Regions from separate parts of the Homo sapiens genome. Here region 2 is linked to region 1. A link is an interaction called in ENCODE POLR2A ChIA-PET data of the cell type or tissue named here. Cell type or tissue: PC-3. All regions are shown on one strand. Each heading gives the region's core, and the rest is flanking DNA. Links, peaks and the distances in the headings are about the cores only. Region 1 has its middle 140 kb from the start of GACAT2. Region 2 overlaps MTCL1 (microtubule crosslinking factor 1).

Region 1 (11,176 bases), core at 3,186-8,185:
CCTATATTTTCCAGCCTCCCTACTAGGTGGGTGTGGTGATCTGACTAAATTCTAGCTCAATGGGATGCGAGCAGAAGTGGTGTATGCAACTTCTGAGAACTGTCTCCATAGAAAAGGGGCAATCTATTCTTTACTTCTTCTTTCTTCTTGCGAGGTGGAATAAGGATGTGATGACTGGGTCTTGAGCAGCCATTTTGGACCATGAGTTGGAAGCTATGACGTTCAGGGTGATGGAGCTACAAGGTAGAAGGAGCCTGGGTTCCCTTATGATCATAGCACTCTGTAACAGCCCTGTGTTGCCTACGTTTCTATGAGAAAGAAATAAGCCTCAGTCTTGTTTAAGGCACTCTTCTTTTGAGTTTTCTGTCCTGTTAGCCATTTTCAGTCCTAATGTCTACAGCCACAATCTCCTGTTAAACTGTCTTTTCTCCATTTTGTTTATTTCAACCTCCTTGAGACTTCAGTCCTGCTTCTTCCAAATTCTATCTTGGTATAATTTCCTTCTTTATCCATACTTCTTTCCACCCTCCATAGCCCATGCAATATACATCATGAAGTGATTCAGAGTTACATGGTGACCTGTCATTCCATGGGCTACACAGAAATTGTTTGTGTCTTTGTGTCTATGTAATCATATTTTTGCAGATCATATTTCAAAGGGAAGCCCAGTTTCTCTCATCACAGCAGCTGTAGCCCAGGAGGACAACAATTTTACCAAGACCTCTGACTCTGCAGATGGAGCAGTGACACCAAGCAGAGCACTCAGTTTTGAGAGATGAGGCTGCAACTTTGGAGACAGCACCTCGTAGAGCTCACTGGAGGGATGCATGCCCATTCAGAGAGGCCAGTGCATGAAGATGGTTCTCTTAGCGCTTGTGTCAGCAGAAGCCTTGGATGAATCAGACCTGGCAGCCCAGGCAGGAAGGCACTGCAGAGCATGAGATGAGCCTACATACCATACTTCCCCTGGCCACACTAGTTAGCAGGCATCACTGCCTCCTTAATGACAAGAAGGCTGCAAGCCACAATCAGAGTTCATGATTCACTCATTGACTCTAATGTGGATGCTACATTGTAATACTTCTTCAATCATTTGTCACACCCATAAAGTTCTGAATTAAAGAGTCTAGCTAGATATTTTTCATATAGGAAACATGAATGAGAAAGGTGAGCCCTATCTAAGTCAAGAGTCTCATCCCTAAGTAGGTGAAAATAGTTATCTCCAGAAAGTGACATTCATGGAGTTCCCTTTTGTTTGTGTTTGCTACCCCCAAGGTAGAATTAGGTCTACCCTGTCCATCACCATAGTACCTTGTGCTATAGTAAAGTGGATTTACACCTTTCTCCTCCACTGGACTCTGAGGAGTCCCTTGAACCACTTCTCTACATGCTCATTTCTGTATCTCTGGCTCCGAGATAGAGATGTGGTGGAGAGTTAATCTTTGTTGATTAACTGAGTGAAAGAATCCTGACTACAGTATGGATCTGTAATCAGACTTTAAACTGGACATATAGTCACATAATAACAGAGTACACTGGGAGACTGCACACACACAAGGTGGATGCACGGTGCGATGCAAGCTTCCTGGGGGTAATTTAGCAGCAGTGTATGATCAGAAGTTGGAAGGAAGGTAGTATTGTTGTTGGATTTGGGTTCTATGTAGAATCATATCATGACTGATAGGTTGGCACAAAAGGCCTGCATGAGCTGTACTCTTAACTCACTCTCTTACACTTCATTCGGGTAAGAAATAGCAAGTGGTATGAAATAGCATCACTCCTTGCCCTAGGAGATCTTGGTGTACAGTCCATGAACAGGAGCTGCCTTAGAAGGAGGAGGAGAAAGATTTCCCCTACCTGCTTCATGGAGGGTAGCCACCTGGCCCAGAGCTGTGACTCCCTCAGAGTTGGGGCTGGTCTGCTTGGGAAGGAAGTGTGGCTTTAGGGGTGGCAGGATTCCTGGGGGGCATCTTGTGTGGGTATAACTGTAACACCCAGCTGGAGGCTTACCAAGTAGCTCTTCCCTGTGGGAGCCATGAGTCTATTATCAGACAGAGCTTTCCAGAAAATATCTTCTCACAAGCCTTGCTGCTGTTATTTTATTACTCATACAAGCTTCCTCACTATAGCCTTCTTTCTTTCTCTGCAGAATCATCTCTTATTCTGAGCCAGGAGGATGCACTGGGGATCTCTTAATAACCAGTGCCCCGGAATGAACGAGAGAATGATGTGAATGGAGGATGGATGGATGGATGGATGCGAGGTTGGGGCTGGACAGAAAGATGACTGAATAAACGGGAAGAAATAGTAATAATAAGAGTGAAACTGAGAATTGAGGCAGAGACATTGAACATCTGTTTATCATCTTGCTTGGCTGGCAGGATAGGCGCTAGAGTTATCAGAGTCCAACAGTAGTTTCAAATACAGTTGGGATTTTATGCACATCCTACTCCAAGCCCTGCTCATTTATTATCCACTCATTGTAAACTCTTCATGATAGCCTTACCTGCACAATTAATAGAAGAATGGATATTGGAGGGTAGTGATGAGGATGGGAATGAAATATGTACATATCGTATTTCCTGGAAGACTTTGAGAAATGGGCTCATTCACACAGATCACCTATTTTTAACAAAATGTCACCTTACAGAAGCACACTGCTTGGCAAACATCAACATGTCAAGGCTCTTGGCCCTGGGCCGCTGCAGATACTGGCCATGCCTCTGTCCTCACATCACCCACAGCATCTGGTGCAAGAGCTCTGACTTAAACTAGTTTGTTTGCAACAGTGCATGTGCCAGCTTTTCAAATTGCACCACAAAAAATTCCTGTTAAGAGTCAATGCTTTAACAAATGCCTGGGCAGTTTTTCGGTGTGTGACAGGTCTGGTGACAAAGCCGTTAGCTCCGTGAAGCTGGGAACCTGGTCTCCTCTGGTTCCTGCAGTATGTCCAGCCCCTTGCAGAGCACCAAGCACAAGGTAGAGCTGAAATATCTGCCAAATGATTGCAGACAAGGGGCCACTGTGCAGGGGCTGGGATAGGATTTGTCTCTCCAGGACTAAGGGAGTTGTCTGTTTGTAAGGTCTCTGGGTATGAACCCTGGACATACCACCCATGGGGCTTAATCAGTCTTACTTGAAGATGATGACAGGACTTGAATGTCTCATCTACTCTGTGATGTCATTGCTGAGCTACCAGTAGAGTGGCTACGCCTTTCCCCAAGCCTCTCGGGCCTCTCCCTGCCTTGTCTAACATGCTCTTCTGAATGTATTTGCTTGGATATGTGTCTCCTTCTCTTGAGTGCAGGAACTAGGTTTTCTTTGACTTTGTGCCCAGAGTGTAGAAGAGTGGCCAGTCAGGGTGGGTACTCCTGAAATGTTTGCTGAGTGAATGAATACACGGATGTGAAACCTCTCTGCTACCTTTCACTGATGGTCCCCAAGTGGGGCATGGGTAGGGAACAATAGTAGTAATGATGCATTTCTGGAGATATTCAGAAGTGCTGCTGGGAGATTTCTGTATGGAATCAGGGCAGAGAGGCTGAGTCACGCAGAAGGAGCATGAGCTGGCTTGGCTACAAGCATGGGTTTTGGGTCTGATGGTCCAGGATCTGAATTGCTGGTTCCACTCTTACTCCCTATAAGTGACCTCACCTCTCTGAGTCTCCATTTCCTCATCTACAAGACGCTTAGGGGGAGAAAAAAGATGCTTAGGATTGTTGTATTATATGAGATAATACGTGGCACATGGTCAAGTGCTTAATAAGTAATTGTTATCATGTTTGTTTATTATTGATTAAAAGACTTAGACATATTTGGCCCAGCCAATAATTCTGGGGACTAAGTGGAGGCGGTTTACTGGAGGTAGAGGAGAGAGGTGACGTTTCTGACACCTCCTTTTCCTGTCTCCCCTTTCCCTTGAGTCTGGAATAGCTCAGGACCTGTTTTGATGTCTTCTGGAAGCCCCTCAAGGGGAATCTGAGGGGAGCAGGGCCCTCTGAGAGCCTCCCAGGGAGAGCAGTTAGTAGCTTCGTGAGCACCTTAGTGACAAGGAGAAGACCTAAGCAAGGGAGAGTTGTAGACAGGGCTGAGAAAGTGACTGAGTGTGAAAACGTGCTTCATTCAGGTCCCCAAGTCCTGAACAGTCAGGGAATGATGTGTATAACAGCACTTTGTGAAACCATCAGTTAGCATATGCACTGTAGTTATTAGCATTACAATGTGCTTATTATCACGTGTGTTTATGCTACGCAATGAGTCTTTCAGGTTATATGGCTTAGGCTATGTTCTTTACATTTTATAATTTTTTATTTTTATGTTTTACTTTTTCTTTCTTTCTTTAATTATTTTTTAGAGACAGGGTCTCTCTGTCACCCAGGCTGGAGTGCAGTGGCATGATCATAGCTCACTGCAGCCTCAAACTCCTTGGCTCAAGCAATCCTCCTGCCTCGGCCTCCTGAGTAGCTGGGACTACAGGCACATGACACCACACCTGGCTAATTTTTAAAATGTTTTTTGTAGAAATGGGTTCTTGCTATGTTGCCCAGGCTGGTCTTCAACTGGAGCTCAAGCAATTCTCCCACCTCAGCCTCTTGAAGTGCTGGGATTGTAAGCATGAGCCACTGTGACCAACCTATATTTTTTATTTTTAAATTGACAAGTAAAAATTATACATATTTATGTTGTACAGCATGATGGGTTTTTTTTTTTTTTTTTTTTTTTTAACAGGGTCTGGCTCTGCCACCCAGGCTGGAGTGCAGTGGTGCCATCTCCGTTCACTACAACCCCTGCCTCCCAGGCTCAAGTGATCCTCCCACCTCAGCCTCCCAAGTAGCTGAGACTACAGGTATACAACACCGTGCCTGGCTAATTTTCTGTATTTTTCTTTTTTTTGTAGAGATGGGGTTTCACCATGTTGCCCAGGTTGGTTTTGAACTCCTGAGCTCAAGTGATCTGCCTGTGTCAGCCTCCCAAAGTGCTAGGATTACAGGCATGAGCCACCGCGTCCGGCCGTGATATTTTGATATATGTATATATTGTGGAATGACTAAATCAAGCTAATTAACATATCATTTACCTCACGTACTTATCTTTTTTGGTGTGATGAGAACATTTAAAATCAATTCTCCTAGCAGTTTTCAATTATACCGTACATTGTTCTTAACCACAGTCACCATGTTGTATAGCAGATGTCCTGAACATATTCCTCCTGACTAATTCCTCCTGATGTTATACTTTGATCAACATCTCCTCAACCCACCCCCACCCCCGCAGCCCTGGTAACCTCTATTCTCTGTTTCTATGAGTTCAATTTTTTTAGATTCCACATATAAGTGAGATCACGTAGTATTTGTCTTTCTGGGCTTGGCTCATTTCGCTTAAAATAATGCACCGGGTTCATCCATGTCTCAAATGACAGGGTGTCCTTTTTTACATATTCCTTAAATTTTAATGCACCTACTCCCCCCAGAATCATAAATGAGGGTATTGGATCCAACAAGCATTTATTGAAGGTCACCTAAACTTATGCAGAACACTGTGAGGTCACAAGGAAGAGACCTCTCCTGTTTCCGTGGGGCCTACAAGCCAGTGTGCCCATTAAGCCCTAATTTGTTAATTCGTGGTTCCAGCAAGGACAGTAAGTTGCCTTAGCTTTCCTCTCACTGCACGTGGCAGAGCGGCATTAGCCTGCGGAAGCTGGAAGCAGAAACCAGCCTTCCCTGGCAAGTGCACAGCAGCCTGCTGGGCTGCACCACCTGGCCGGACACACACAAGGTGCGCTTCCGCCCTGGGGAAGAATATCTTGTCATCTTAAATGCAGAGGCAGAGGTAGGGGTTCTTGCCTCTGACGCACATGCCCCATCCGCTGCATTTTATCTGCCACCTGGAGCAGTGATTGAAAGCTCATTTTATGCTTTGTTGAAATGCCAGAGTAATGTGTTAACCGGTTGTGGCTACTGATGCTCCAAAGAGTGACGTCTGCACGGCATTGCTAGGCAACAAGGCGGGCTCCTGTACCTCACTGGGCCACTCGCGTCACTGCCCCGCCTGCAGCCCCCCGGGCGCCAATGTCGTGCTTAGGTGTTAACTGCAGCCTTTGCCTTGACTGCCGTGGATGCACTTTGCTGCCTGTCTGATCTCACAGACAGCAAGTTAATCATTGGATTGAATCTTGAAACTATCGGTTTTGAGGCTGCTTTATGGGGCATTTGTGCCTTGAGTACAGTGTCCCAAATTTCATTTTTAAAACATCAGCTTGGTTCTGGCTCCTCCCCTAAGTGGGGCAGGGTAAAATTAGACAAGATCTGTCATGGCTCTGATAATTCAGTTCAATTTAGATTTGACTTTTAGGGACACAGTGTTCTCAGGGGGATGATGCTTTTGCTTTGTTATTTGGAGTGTTTGCAGCCAGTAGGGTCTAGAAGTGGCCTTGTTCACGTTCATGGTGGAGCCAGCAAGGCAAGAAGTGACTGGTAGGTCCTTTCTATGGCCAAGAGGATGGTGGCTTTTCACATGCAGAAATCCCTTCTGCATTCTTGGGGGCATCAAAATTACCAGCACAGGCAGTTAGTCCTGCAACCCTGTAGCTCCTCGTCTTTGCAGGGGAAATTTTGCCTTAGCACGGTTGTGGCTGTTCCGGAGTTCCTATGTAGGGGCAGCGTAGGGGTTTCATTCTAATTGAATGGGGATGAGGGAATTTCTGGAAATGGTTGTGTCACTTTACATAGCAGGGAAAAGTCAATTGTGTATGTCCAGATATAGGAGTAAGAGGATGATGGAGATGAGAGAAGATGAGCTGAACACTTGTCTTCCTTTCCCCAAGATTTCAGCCCTCACACAGGGCGGGGCCTTGGTGGGGGTACCTGGGGCGGTGCACTGATGGCATCTTCTTAGTGATGAACACACGTTTTCAGTAAACAAAGTAAACCTGTGGTCCTAAGGGTGCTGGGTACCCCATCTAGTACTGTGGTTGTATACTTTTTTCACACATTGGGTCAAAGTATTATATATACTTCAGGGTGTAGAAGTGCTTTAGGCAAATTCCCTGTCTTCTCCATAAGCCATTTGGCAAATATAATAATGTGTCAGTAGTGTCTGAGTTCATCCTTCTGTCATGAGTTATGTGAGGATTTAACAGGCCATGATCCCTTTAGAAATGGTACCACATTAATAAAAGAAACAGTCATCAGTAGCTATTGCTTTTCTAGAATACACTGAGGAAAGGATTCTGGTCAAATAGGTCATTTGAGGCTATTTTGCAACCTTGAAAAGAGATGAAATGAAGTCGGTGAAATTCAAGACGTAATTTAGTCTATTAAGCTCTAGGGCAGAAGCTGGTGAGCTGAGATGGGCCCAGGTCCACCATGACAGCCTACATCGTGTCCTTTAGTGAGGCCAGTTCAACAACGTGCAGCCTGGCTCCATTTGCTTTCCCAGAGGGGTGGTTATTGCAGTGGGTTTGGGGTCAGCTTGCAAGTACCTGGTCAGTATAGCATTGGTGTGAAAGCCTGCTTTGCTGGTAATTACTGTGTAATCTTGAGACAGCCAAATACCTTTCTGATCCTCAGTTCCTGTAGCTATAAAAGTAGGGCAGTCACCTTGATTGGCAGGTTGACTGGAAGAATTCAGTGAGACAACAGCAACTTGCACTTGTTGAGCAGTTCTCATGTGACAGGTCCTGCAGTCACTCACAGCCTCATTAGTCCCTCAGAGCCACCTTGGAAAGATGCTGTCGTTCTCCCACTTGACAACATGAGAAAACTCAACTCCAGAGAGGGCAAGGAACAATGCCCAAGATCACACAGTATGGTAGGGAGAATTTGCACCCATGTCTGTCTGACCAGACCTCAGACTCTTAAATCCGCTTACCACCATGGCTCCCAAATGTTGCTGCAAAGTGGAATTACCTAGGCAGCTTTAAAAAGTTCTGATGCCCAGATCTCACCCCAGACCAGTTACATCAGGAGGTCTCGGGTGGGGCCAGGCATTGATTTTTTTTTTTTTTTTTAGACAAGGTCTTGGTCTGTCACCTAGGCTGGTAGTGTGGTAATGTGGTCATTGCTCACTGCAGCCTCAAACTCCTGGGCTCGAGTGATCCTCCCGCCTCCGCCTCTAGAGTAGCTGGAACTACAGCTATGCATCACCACACCTGGCTAATTGTTTTATTTTTTGTAGAGATGGAGTCTCACTATATTGACCAGGCTGGTCTCAAACTCCTGGCCTCAGGGGATCCTCCCGAAGTACTAGGATTACAGGCATGAGCCACTGTGCCTGGCCAGGCATCAGGGTTTTTGAAACTCCCTGGTGATCCAGTGTGCATTATAGTTTAGGAACCACTAGCTTAAGAAATTCTCCTCTACTGTTGGCTGTTGATCCCAGCTGCTCATTAGAGTCACAAGGGGAAACATTTAAAATATTACCAGAAGCCACATCCAAGAGATTCTGATTTGCTTGGTCTGGGGTGGAGCCTTAAGTCACTCTAGATGATTCTAAGATGCAGCCAGGTAGAGACTGCTGTGCCACGTTATAGGGAAAGCACCCGGCACTAGTAAGCAGCTAGAGAATGTGGGCGGTTATTGAAAGTATGTATAAAATGAAGGTTTGGTTAGGATGTTCTTAAGGTCCCTTCCCACTTGCATTTGTAATTCCCTAGGAAAATTACTATTCACCTTTGTCTCAGTGTGCTGGCTCAAGGGAGGAATGCAACCTGTACTTTTTCAACAAGTGTTTGGAGGAAAAAGGAGTAAGTGTAGGAGCAGCATCCTGGGAATATTTAGCCCAGTCCTTTTGCCTCATATGCGTAGCTAGTTCACTAGTGAGCTCAATTCTACTTTCATCTACCTCTTAGCCAAAGGAACTGAAAGTTTATTTTATTATGAAGTCAGAGAGTTGAATAAGGGAGAAAAAATCTTTGGAGAGCTTGAAATTCTTTTACCTCTGTTAATGTGAAGTGGCATTTTTATATGCTGTGGAAATTCTGTCTTCTGTTTTGATTTCTTTCCCTGATGTTACTTATATATGTATTTCCATTTTTTTAGACAGTTATTCAGTCAGTATTGGCCAGGTTATGCCGCATTAATGAACAATTCCCCAAATCTCAGTGGTGTAACGTAGTAAGAGCTCATTTTTCACTCATGCTTCATAAAGTGAGTCCATGCATCCCGGTCACTGAAGGATCCCCTCATGTGATGCTTCTACAATTGCTGAAGCAGAAAAAGGAATATGGTAAGTGGGCATTGGCTCTAAAAACTTCCCGCAGGAAGTGACACATGTGGCTACTGTTCACATTTTATTGGCCAAAGAACTGTACCTCACTTCAAAGGGCAGTGGAAAAGTGTGATTTTATTATGTCTTCAGAGGGAGCAAATGGAATATTTTGAACAGCTCTAATGACTAACACAACAAAATTTATATATATCTCCTTTTTGTTAGCACTACCCTGAGAACTTTGGCACCTGTCTAGAGTGTATCTCACAAGTAAACAGCCACAAACCCACAAGACAGTATGGATGTTGCTGCCCATGTCAGTAGGACACGCTGGAGGAAGTTGACATGAACTGATGGGGTGTAAGGAGGGAGAGTTTTTCACGGGAATAGGATGAAAGGTGACTGTTCCTACAAAATGCCATAGAAGATGGTATGCCTGGAAAGGAGTAAACTGGTGTTCTGCTAGGGCATGCACTGCATGCTGTTAGCTGTTACTAGGGGATTACTATGTTAGGATGGATGGCAGGGTCCTGGGTATCAGGAGGGCTGAGCTCCTTTTCCCCACTTGGGTTTTATATTTATCTTGCAAAATCCGAAAGGAGTATTACATGCATAACCTAGGTAGTACATTTTGAAATTTTCTCTCTCACTCTTTCTGTTCCCTCACCATTTCTACCTGCAGAAATCTTATGCATTCTACAAAGGACTCTTACCAAACAGGTCAGTGTGAGGTCTTCCTAGACCATCCTCCCAGACAGAATGAAGCCCTTTATGTCCTCACTGTATACTTACATATACTATTATAGCACTTTTCATATTGTGTTATAATTTGCCATTTATACAATTACTTCTTTTAACAAAATTTAGTACCAGGTACTATTCTAAGTGCTTAACCAGTATTATCTTGTTTAGTCCTCATAACCTGCCTAACAGTGATTACTGTTATTACTTCCATTTCGCATATGAGACAACTCAGGCTCAGGAGTAGGTACTTTCCACAGGCCATTCAGTGAGAAAGCACTGGAGCAGGATTGGAGCCCAGGTAATTGAACTCCCTCAACTAGGTCAGGAGCCCCTGGGGAGCAGGTAGGTCGTGGTTAGCTTTGTTTCCTCACCAGGCTAGCCCAGTACTTGGCCATTAGGAGTGTTTATTAGGTGAACAAGCACAGTAGTGAAACCTGTTGATGGACCATAATTTGATTAGCCTGTTTCCAAATTTTACGGTATTGTACTGCTACAAATATATTCTGTAAATTAGTTTGATTTCATTGGGGTTATTTGGGGTAAATTCCCTTAAATGAAATGACTCAAGAAATACAAGCAGTTTTATAGATAATTGCTTACATCACTCTCCCGAAATTTGGCATTTATCATTCCAACGGCTACTTTTAGGTGCACTGATTTTATCATCGCTTCCTCAGTGCTTTGTTTTTATTTTAACCAATTTAAAATGATATTTATAGGGGACCACATGGGCTGGGATTGGCCTGTAGATCTGGGGCCACTGATGATTGATGAATTCATTCTGGGATTACCATGAGAATTATGAACTTTTATTTGGATTCCTGGACCCCTGTTGAAGTTCATTAGCTTGCTGGGAAGTTATAGAAGCCTCTGTCTTTGAAGTGGAGTGGGTTTTTTCAAACTAATAGACAGAACTGGGGCCTTTCAATCTAATAGACAGAACTGGGCCTAGGAAAAAGAAGCAGTCAGCTTTCTTTGTGCTCCTTTTCTATTCTCTCAGATTAGACTGTGCAGTAGCATCGAGAGCTGTGCCTACCCAGCCCCACACTCAGAGACCTCAGTTGTCCCCTGATGAAAAAAAATTTAAAGAGAAGGAACTCATTTTTACCAAATTATAAATGACTGATAATAGTTTGGAAGCCCCAACCTAAAAGTTGGAGAAGGCGTTTGCACCTTAAAAAGACAAGGTAGAAAGGCCTGTGAAGCTTGCTGTGCAATCCTGTGC
Region 2 (11,176 bases), core at 2,184-7,183, 89 kb after region 1:
AGAAAGGAGTAAAGAAAGTTGGAAATAATGGAGGTAAAGAAAAAAGGAATGAAGAAAAGGAAAACACTGCAAGCATTACTTTCTATTCCTGATATAGCTCTAGCTGACCCTCTGTATTGACTGAGAAGTCAAAATCCTAACATTTGCTTCCTAGCAGGTGAGTGGGGCCACCCCGCTGAGATGACAACACACCCCTCAAGGCACTGCCCTAGAGAATGTCAGGGGCGTTAGCAAACATGGCACTTGCATCTGCGTCTAACAAGTTTAGACAGCCAACATTTTATATTTGAGATCCCGAATCCTAATACCACCAATATGAGGTGGGGACTCTTGTTCTCATTTCCTGTGTGAGGGAACAGGCTCAGAAGAAGTAACTTGCCCACCACACGGCCAGGATTTGAACCCGTTCTCCTTCCTCACAGCCTGAGACCCTCCATAGCCCGGCACTGCATCTCGGAGAAGGGACTTACAAGGAGGCAGGTTGGACTCACTGAGGGACTGTCCACCTCCTGCTGACCGCTCTCGCGTTCCAGATGGACATGAGGTGAGCCCATGTTCCAGAAGAAGGTATGACAAGGAATGTGCTGTGGCTTTGGGATTTTGGTGACTCCCAAAGGGGGCAAATAGGGGTCTAAGCGCTTCTCATACAGCTGGAGTCGCTTCTGACCTACTTTACAGCATAGCCCCGATGTGCTGTGGTGGAGCAGACCCACCCTCAGGACACCAAGGCCCCATGAGCATGAGCCCCTGGGGCCCCCTGGAGAAACCGGGAATCGCAAACCACGCCACCCTCCCTCTGCCAGGACGTGCACCTCTCACTGATGGGTGCCACCTCTATCCCGCTTCAAGCTCTGGGACCCCCCGCAGACCCAGATCTGGCATTTTCTAGATTACTGGTAGAAACAGGAAATCTATTATAATAACACGTTGACATTTGTGGCCATCACACTTTTTTCTGGAAATTTATGCCAATTACATGCTTCTTTAAAAATCCTGGGCTTGGAAGGGCAACTCCCTTGTAATAGCCTCATTATGGCCTTTGGCTCTTTGAAAAGTTTTCTTCCCATAAGATTGTTTTTGGGTTGTGACAAGTGAGAACCTCTCCAACTCTCCTGCTAGAAGGGTCTCAGAGTGCCCTTGGGAAAAAGCAGTCTCAAAATGATCTAAGCACAGCGGGAAAGGATTAAGGTTGTATATTCCTAGCTGTACAGAAGAAATCATAGTCAACCCTTCACCCTCAAAGAGTCAATGTTCCAGCAGTCTTTGAAATCAACAGGATTCTTTCCAAATTCCTCCTGAACTCAGCTCAGATACCAGCTAGTGACCAAGAATGAATAAAGTATTGAGCCCCAGCAAAGATGCTGAAAATACTTCACAATGTTTTTCTGCTTTGAGAAGAACAAGCATTTACTTTCAGACCTAAGTCATACAGATGATCTCTGCAGAGGGCATGCTTGGTGGCCTGTTAAGACATCAATAAGTTTAGAAGCATTCAGCGTCATCGTGCATGTGATCTGCTACTTAAGTCTTTCCACACGAAGACTTTGCTCACAGGCAATTTTCTTCAAAGTGTGATCGCAAATGCAGAATTGCAAACAGTAACAACATCCCCGTTTTCCTCCAGGATGCTCTCCACACCCCCTGCTGTCCTCTTGTCCTTCTGCCCCTCTACTGTCACTACCTTGGACTGAAACTTCGGAGGAGGTGTTTCAACTGGATTTCACTAACTCCAGTAAGTGGAGGGGGAAAGGGAGGAATTTTTTAGAGAAATCTGCAAGATAGGTATATTTGGTCCTCTCATCTCTGTTTTGAATCTTGTCATCTGGTTTCCCTGGGTATCAGCAGAATTTGCAACAATAGTTTTGTTTCCTTGTGCCACCCATTATTGTCTGATCGCAAACTCCTGATAACCAAGAATTTACAATTACTGAAGTCCCCGGGGCCCTTGGGAGATGAGAAAGCGCCCAAATATGGGATAAGTACAAACCTTTCTCAGGAAAACTTCAGCACAAAGGAACGCAGTCACACAACTTATGCAAGACCAGGCTATGTTAGATTTATCAAGTTCTGGAGCCTACCTAGAATCCTAAAGCAGAAGCACTATGCTTATCACAGGTGAGATTAATCAACCTGAAAGACTGTATCCTTTGCCTTTAATTACCCCAAATCCTATGAATGAAGGAAACCCCAGGTGAAGGACACTGTTGAAATCCATAGAAGAAGAAAATGTGTGAAATTATTTCCACCTAGGAAACAAGGAGTGAGCCATGACTAGATGAGTGGAAAGATCTCCTGGTGGTAGATCTGGCATAACTCCTGAGGGATTAGAAGAGTGGGTGTGGCCAGGCGTGGTGGCTTACGCCTGTAATCCCAGTATTTTGGGAGGCCGAGGCAGGCGGATCACCTAAGGTCAGGAGTTTGAGACCAGCCTGACCAACATGGAGAAACCCCGTCTCTACTAAAAATACAAAATTAGCCAGGCATGGTGGTGCATGCCTGTAATCCCAGCTACTCGGAGGCTGAGACAAGAGAATCGCTTGAACCCGGGAGGTGGAGGTTGCTGTGAGCCGAGATCGCGCCATTGCACTCTCCAGCCCGGGCAACAAGAGTGAAACTCTGTCTCAAAAAAAAAAAAAAAAAAAGACTGGGTGCTACTCATCAACTTTGAGTCATTATTGAAAACACTTCACAAAGGAGCAGCTTGTGATATTTCCTTTTATCTTTCTTGGATAAAAAAGCTGACAAGTCAGTCTTTAAAACCTTTTCCAGCCAAATCCAAGGTTCTAAAACCAAAGGAAGAAAAATTATGTCAAAAGAACCATACATTTTATTGACAGCAATAACAATAAAAGACAATGATAGCATTTAACACCCATAGTAAAAACCTATTGCTTTCAAAAACTGTGAAACTTTTATCAGATCACCTTTATTAGATGACAATACTCCTGAAAAAAAAATCTCAAAAATGCAAATGTGTCTCCAAACATGCCCTGGCATTTGCCATAGACGTGCTTCTGCAAGGGGACACGGCCCTTGCACACACGCCCCTTCCTGTTCTAGATCCCTGCCGGGGTCTCCTCACTGCTGACTGATTGTCAGTGACAGCAGATGCTCACACGATGACAGGTCTCCCGGCTCCCCAGCCTCTTCTATTTTTGTTTTTAACCTGTATTTTCTATAAAAACTTTATGGAAACTTTCTTAAAGGAAGAACCTTTTTGGAGGTGAATCACCTGTTACAAAGTCTGGGGGGTCTCCTTGGTTGCCGGGACACACATCTTTTATCCTACAGCGGCTACTCCTGATCTGGCAACCTCAGGAAAAGAGGTTTCCTATGTTTCCAGGGAACTGAAGCTTTCTCCTGTAGAAGCTAAAACTTAAAGCAAGAATTAAATACACAGAGTCAAGCATTATAGATGGCTGTGAAGTTCTAGACTCCTGGAAATTCTGAACCTGGGATGAAAACACCACAGCTGCCCATGGCATTCAGCAGTGGGAGAGCCAGAATTTCTCATTCTCAGGTACTCTTTCCAAAGAGGCACAGGCAGTCTCCTGCCTTCTTATATGAAAATGACAGAATGCAGGTCAACATCTTCCTTGTGTCTGGGGTCCTCTTACCAGTCTTTGGGGACCCTACCTTGTAGCTCTCTGGCTGACAGTTCCACGGTGCTAATGCTGCTCCCCTCACTCATCACTAGGGTGTCTGCAGTGCCCTTTGCTTTGCAAGTGTCACATCCACCAGGGACTGGGGCCTTAGACAACGACAGCCACTAGGAGATAGAAATCCAGCTAACTTCACAGGGAAGGGCTCTAAGAGGAGACCTTGCCCACTAAATATATTCCTTGGGATTCACTGCAACTTCTTTGGGAATTCAGAGGCTTTTTGAAGCACCCTGCGGTTTGGCCACATCCCAGATGCTCAGAACTGACAATGGCTGGATTCTGGACCTCACTGCATAAAGAGATAAAAACACTCCTATTTTTCCTTTCTTCCTCACCTTTAAAGGCTCTAAATTTTTCTTTTCTCCAACAAGTTTGCCTCTCTCCTTCAACATTCCTGAAACTCCACCTAAGTGAGAATTTGGATCTCTTGCCTTTGAGATATATATACATATATATACACATATATACACACACATATATACACACATATATATACACACATATATACATATATACACACATATACACACATATACACATATATACACATATATACACATATATACATATATACACATATATACACATATACACACATATATACATATATACACATATATACATATATACACATATATACATATATACACATATATATACACACACATATATATACACACATACATACACACACACACTTCTTTTTCATGGCTAAGGCTGAAATCTCACACTGTTCTGTAGTGGAAATGTGACATGGGTTAGAAGTCACCGCATGGTCTGACGACCTCCAGAAAGGCCCTGACCTACAAGAGAGACCCCAGTATGAACGTGTTAAATCTTGTGCATGGTTATTCTTTATTTTTTTAGAGAGGGTCTTGCTCTGTCTCCCAGGCTGGAGTGCAGTGGTGCGATCTTGGCCCACTGTAGCCTCAAATTCCTGCACTCAAGAAATCCTCCCACCTCAGCCTCCTGAGTAGCTGGGATTACAGGTGTGCACCACCACACCTAAGTAATGTTTTTGTTTATAGAGACAAGGTTTTGCTATGGTGACCAGGCTGGTTTTGAACTCCTGGGCTCCAGTGATCTTCCTGCCTTGGCCTCCCAAAGTGCAGGGATTACAGGCATGAGCCACCATGCCTGGCTAATAATTCTTACTCTGAATACAGACCTAACAAAATAGATGAAAAGAATCACATCTGTGTCATGCTTCATAACTTACTGTATAACCTCCAAAACCACATCCTCCTCCGTGCCCCACTCCCTGTGAACATTCTGTTGACTTGATTGGACTATATTCTCTGAAAGAGGATGATAGTCTGTCTTTTAAAGGTGGTTTAGACTCTAAAAATAGTCATGATCTGCCACAAAATAGGTCAGGTTCTCCTGGGGCCACCCGAGAGATGTCCTGGAACTCAGAAGCTGCATGGCCTCAGGAAGGTTTTCTGGGACAGACCTGGTCCCAGGGAGAGTGAGGAGAAGCGTGTGAGATGTCCCTGAAGTGCTCCTGGGAGAAATGACAGCTGGCTTGGTTCATCAGCATTTCATAAAGAGTAACACTCACACACGCTGCAAGACTGGGGCCAAAGAACGACCTCGCCACCACCCAATCCCTTGTTAAACTCCAACCTGTTGAGGAGAAAATCAAGGACTAAACACGGTGCTTTGTGCTGATGTGGTCATTTTCATTTCAAACCAATCCCGGTTAAAACAACAAAAGCAACAAACGACATCCCAAATAGCACCTGCGACCTTGGCAGGAGAAGGCCTAGGTCCTGCCCCTCGTCCTGTCACGCGTGTGACCTTGGGCAAGTCCTTTGGTGGCGCTGAGCCACAGTCGTCCTATGCATTAAGAAGTTACCATTTAACTCAGAGTGGCAGCAAGAGCAGCCGTGGCACGGGGGCATTTGGTGCAACAGGCGGTGTTACTCAAATGTGCTGTGTCGCTAACATAGCCACTTTCACAAAAAAGTGACCGAAGCACTCCCAGATATTATCAGTGATTCAAGATAACCCCTGCAGGACCAAACGCACCAGGCTGCTCACATCAGGGGCTCTCTGATGCCACCAGGTAAAAAGGACCAGGGAGTCAGGGCAGAGCTGGAGACTCTCAGGTGTACTCCACCTGCAAGCTATGTTCTTCCCATCAAAAAGATTGAAGAGCTAAGCCCTCTTTCCACTAATACTTACTTCATACATCAGAGAGACAGGGACCAAGAAATGGAGAACAAGAGAGAATATAAAACAGAATTGGGAAGAAAAAGGCAACATTAGATAGCAGGCATTTTGCAGAACTGCACGCATCTATACTAAAGCTACTAGGAACCTGGGTGGCTATGGCTGCAAAAATACAAATTTAAAACTCTGCATCTATCATAAGATTCCATCAAAATCTTACAAAACGACTTGGTTCCCTTTTCTCTCTGACATTACTGGTATCTCATTACCAGGCACTTGATGGATTTACTTTGCTTGTTTCCTGTAATGCTGTCTCATCATTCTAACATGTTATAAAGCCAAGGGCAAGAACTGAACCCTTTACTTCTTCCATATTCCCAAAAGCTCCTGGTAGAGTATTATACACTTATACACATGGGGTTATTTTATAGATGCTTGCTTAAAAATAAAGGAGAGGCCAGGCGCGGTGGCTCACGCCTGTAATCCCAGCACTTTGGGAAGCCAAGGTGGGCAGATCGCTTGAGGCCAGGAGTTCGAGACCAGCCTGGGCAACACGGTGAAACCCCGTCTCTATTAAAATTACAAAAATTAGCCAGGCGTGGTGGTGCACACCTGTGATCCCAGCTATGCAGGAGGCTGAGACACCAGAATTGCTTGAACTCAGGATGTAAAGGTTGCAGTGAGGCAAGACAGTGCCACTGCACTCCAGCCTGGGCGAAAGAACAAGACCGTGTCTCAAAATAAATAAATAAATAAATAGGAAGTAGGGGGAAAATTTCAACCAGTTGCTTGTCACGTAAGTCTGTATGAAAAGCAATAAAATTTTCAGTTTGAAATAAGAATTAATACATATTTTAAATTTGAAGTATATCACCAAATGGTATGAAATGGTCCCATATTAACAGTCACAAATTGTAACAGTCCTCTCAGATTTTTACCTACAGTATCATTATTTTTATATATTTATGTCACTAGGAGACAGTCTTCATGGGCCTCTTACACTCCTACACAGCTTGCTGGGTGTGTCGTGAATGCAAGGCTGGAACCATACACTACCTGGACTATTTCTCAGGACCGTGTTTGCAGTGAGAAACCTTGATGGCTGAGGTGATGTCTCCCTCTGCAACAAAGAGCAGGCTTGCTTACTATAAAATGGCTATAACATGGTGGGTTCTCCAGGCTCAGTGTTCCCCAGCTGTGACACCACAGCTCACATCAGGGGCTCTCTGATGTCACCAGGTAAAAAGGACCAGGGAGTCAGGGCAGAGCTGGACTGTCTTTCAAAGGCATCCATCTGGGCCCATTGGGTCATGCTTACTGGATGTGGGGACAAGGAAAACTGACTGTGCTGATGCTGCCTGCTGTGCCCTGAGTAATGAGTCCTTTGTCTCTGATCCAGGAGTCTCATGTCTTCTGCCAGCATCCACGGAATGGTAGGAGGCTAGCTTGTTAGCTTGTGAGTACAGTAAAATCAAATCCCAGATCTGTCAATACCTTTATTTCAAACAATAAGTGTCTCCCATTTTTTAAAAAATTGACATCATAGTTGATTCATAGGTAAACAACTGGATTAGAAGGCCATGCCTCTAACAGTGGAATGTAGCACTGGCTATTTTAAACAATGATTTTAGCATTTTATGAAAACGTTCTCACCCATGTTGGGCTTCCCTGGGTCCAGGTATGAATGTGCATGAAGACTTCTGTCTGTGCCAGAAGTTCGGGATTATTTGTTCTACTCTCATCTCTTTCTGTGGGCTGCTGTGGCTCTGCTTGAGGCCACCTGGTCTTATAGCCTTAGGGGTCTATAGTAAAAACCATCCTCTTTATACAGGAGCAGGTCAGGATGGCCATGTTCGATACGGCGACGTCTCCACGCATTTGCCTGTTTGCCCACTGTATTTTCTGAGGTTGCTCATGTCCAGCTCTTTGTGGCACTGTACTCAGGCCTCATTATGGCTCACTGTGCACTGTCCAAAGCCCAGAGCCACCTTGTGTCACTCCTCTTGGAGGCAGGGGATATGTTGTTTGTAGAAATAGCCTACGCACCCAGCAATAGGGTGCCTGAACCCCAGGAGCAACTGGTAGCATCTGATAAGTGGCTGAATTGATTCTTCATCATTTCTAGACTGTCTTTATGACAATATTTTTCAATATCATTCTATTGTGTTTAACAATTGGGATGGTAACAAGAAAGATTTTTAAATAGTTACCCCCCAAGAACCTTGGAAATACTCTGTGGGTCTGTAGCATACAAACTCAGCCCTCTAAGACAGCAGACATTTGCACTCTTTAACTTGCTATGCCACATGCATTCCTCTGGGACAAGTGCCAGGCCAGGCCTTCTTAAAACTTTCCTTCAAATCAAACATAAAAAAGAGAGGCACAGTTGCTAAAGAAAGCAATAACACAAAAAAAATTCGATTTAAAAGTTATGTTAACAACTATCAGTTCCTATTCAACTAGTACATGGAAGTTTAAATAGTAAAAGAGAAAACTTTAACAAATTTTTCAAAACCACTGCTCAGTACTTTGGATAGGCAGATGACTTTTTATAAAGTCACAATATTTACACATCTTACTCAAAATAAAACTTTTTAATGTTCTAACTTAAAACACTGGATTATATTTAGTTTTATCTCATACTCAGCAAGTCAATGCTGACCTGGCCCTCTTCTCCCCAAATCAGCCATCTCTATCTCTGTCATCGGGATGTCCTAGAGTCAAAGCTCTGGGGTCCTTTCCATCCCGCTCCTTCTTTACCTTTCAGCCTTATAGATTTATCAACAACCTCTTTTCAAATATCCCTCTGGGGCCTTCTTTTGACAGAACACACACCAGCTATGTCCAAACATGCTAAAATTCTGAACAAACATTCAAGTGAAAGTGCAGTCTGCAGCAGCTTGGCCTTAAACGTTTCTTTTCCGCGTCACCGCTGCCCTGAGCTAAGTCTTCAACACCTCGTGTGCAGGTCAATGAAACAACTTTCACAAGCGAATCCCACGGCTCCATCTGCCCCAACTCAGAGCATTTCTAACCTCGTCTAGTCTTCATAACAGCAAAAAAGATTGTTTTTGTATTGTGATGTCCCCCTCTTCTGCAACAGCAGCCAACCTCACTTCAACTGTACCCCCCACATCTGCCTCACACCTACCCCGTCCTGCACTGGACCAGGTGACTCAGACCAATGAGAAAATTCACCTCGGATTTCCTTGACTATTGAAGGGAATGGAGCTAAAACCCTCAAAACCAAAAAGCGTTTGTTTTTAGAGTGTTGATGACATGAGTGTCAAAAATTGCAGTCCAGGGAGAAACTATAGCACAAAATGTCAGTTATCTTGTCCCAAAACAATACCATTCTATTCTGGAAGGATTTAGGTGGCCCACTTTTGAGCAGTAACAGTAGCGGCAACATCACTTACATCCTCAGAAGCACAGATCAAGCATCGCGTTTCACTCCTGGGTGGTCACCAAAAGAGGCATGTTTAATGTCTACGCATGCAAAACTTAAAACAGACAACTGAGGACCTGGTGAAATATCCTTCTGGAGCCTTCTTTTGACAGAACACACACAAGCTATGTCCAAACATGTCGAAAATTCTACATAAACATCCAAGTGAAAGTGCAAAGTCATCAGCAGCCTGAGCCTTACAGACCTTTTTTGCATAAATATTTTGTTCTCAACAGAATCCAGACACAGTCCATGTGCGGAAAAGATGTGTGCATGAGTCATGCACACATGCAGTCAGATGCCCACACCCACTGGTCCTTCTGGGGGCCCGCTGCCCAGGGCACTGTCCACCCCATCCTCCTCCTCCTTGGAGCACGAGAGGGCCTGGCCACGGTGCACACTGCATCTGTCCACCCTACCCAGCACTCAGGCCGCCTTGCCAGTAACTTTATCAACGCATCCAGAGAAGGCAACTGCAGGCCTCACTCCCAGCTATGCCAAAGGGGGACCAGCTTGGGACTCCCGGAAATAAATTCAGTTTTACCAGCAAGTCATTTCCCTGTAATGAAAATAAAGCACTCTTATAAGCCAAGACTCCCTTAAATCAGACACATAATCTGATTATAACTGCAATGCATTCAAAAAGCATGTTCATAATCTTGTTACAACTTTTCCCATGCCTAGAAAAATGTTCTCAAGACCGTTGCAGGGCAGTGTCCTCTGGATATAGGCATTTGGGGTCCAGGTTGGTAACCCCAAGGAAGAACTGGTAGCATTCAACACCTCCTCCCTGCCCTCCATCTGATTAGAAGATAGAAACTTCCTTCCTTCCTCTGCACCTCCAGCCAGCCAGGAGACAAGCGCAGAATGCACTGGCCCGAGCTGCCCAGCCTTTTCTGCATGGTGCCCAGGGCACAGAGAGCAGCAGGTGGGGCCCCACCCTGGAGGAGGGGCACCCTCCAGGACCGGGCTCTCTCCAGGCATATTTCGCTTAGGCAGTCACACCAGGGAAAGACATAAAATGACATTACTGGCCGGGCACAGAGACTCACGTCTGTAATCCCAGCATTCTGGGAGGCTGAGGCGGGCAGATCACTTGAGGTCAGGAGTTCGAGACCAGCCTGGCCAACATGGTGAAACCCTGTCTCTACTAAAAATACAAAAATTAGCCAGTGTGGTGGCATGAGCCTGTAATCCCAGCTTCTCAGTGGGAGGCTGAGGTGGGAGGATCACTTGAACCCAGGAGGCAAAGGTTGCAGTGAGCCGCGATCACACCACTGCACTCCAGCCTGGGTGATGGAATGAGACTCTGTCTCAAAATAATATAAATAAAAATAAAAACAAATATAAAAAATAAAATGACATTACCATCCAGCTAACAGCAACTTTAATATTCCCTATGGGTTAACAGAAACAAACTGAAAATACAGTTTTATGTTAGTCTTAGTAGTAAAGTTACTCTTAGAGCAAAGCTTTATTTTACTGAAACATCGAAACAAGTTTATAGCTGGGTCCCAACAACTCAGTTTTACAGTTGCAGACACTGAAGTTCAAGCCATTAAGCAACCTGCCCGAAGTCCCATAGTTGCCAAGGAAAGAATAGGCCCCCATGTCTGTACGATCCAGGATCATGCCCTAAGCCCTGTTCGCTGGGGTCCAGGGCCAGGGCCAGTGGGAGGCACTGTGCTTACAGGTATTTACAGGTGGCCAAACCCCATCCCTGTGCTCTTGTCACTCTCTCGGGCCCACCATTGGATCTGCCCAAGCTCAGGCTCTGCTTTCTTCTCACTTAGGCCACGGCCACAGCCTCTCCACTGGCTCTGTCTTCTCACTTCACTCTTCCTCCACTTACCTTCCAAAGATATAACTGCCCATATCATTCTCCCTTGAA

Evidence for each region. Peaks named below come from ENCODE experiments on the same cell type or tissue, not always from the same donor. Only the 100,000 strongest peaks of a DNase experiment are listed, where the experiment ranks them.
Region 2: POLR2A ChIA-PET joins it to region 1 with 12 read pairs; 1 of 35 experiments calls an interaction of 5 or more read pairs at or near these places.

The regions. Positions count from the first base shown.
Region 1 is chr18:8,839,655-8,850,830 of GRCh38, reverse strand. No RefSeq gene overlaps it. Among named protein-coding and RNA genes, the nearest start is that of GACAT2, 140 kb to the right of the region's middle. RefSeq lists an enhancer at 5,392-5,892. In PC-3, for the core only: no CTCF peak of the experiment used is centred there; DNase peaks (open chromatin) are centred at 3,460 and 5,900; H3K27ac peaks cover 3,227 bases.
Region 2 is chr18:8,749,487-8,760,662 of GRCh38, reverse strand. All of the region lies in intron 3 of MTCL1 (microtubule crosslinking factor 1), which reads right to left. Among named protein-coding and RNA genes, the nearest start is that of GACAT2, 47 kb to the right of the region's middle. In PC-3, for the core only: no CTCF peak of the experiment used is centred there; a DNase peak (open chromatin) is centred at 4,902; H3K27ac peaks cover 600 bases.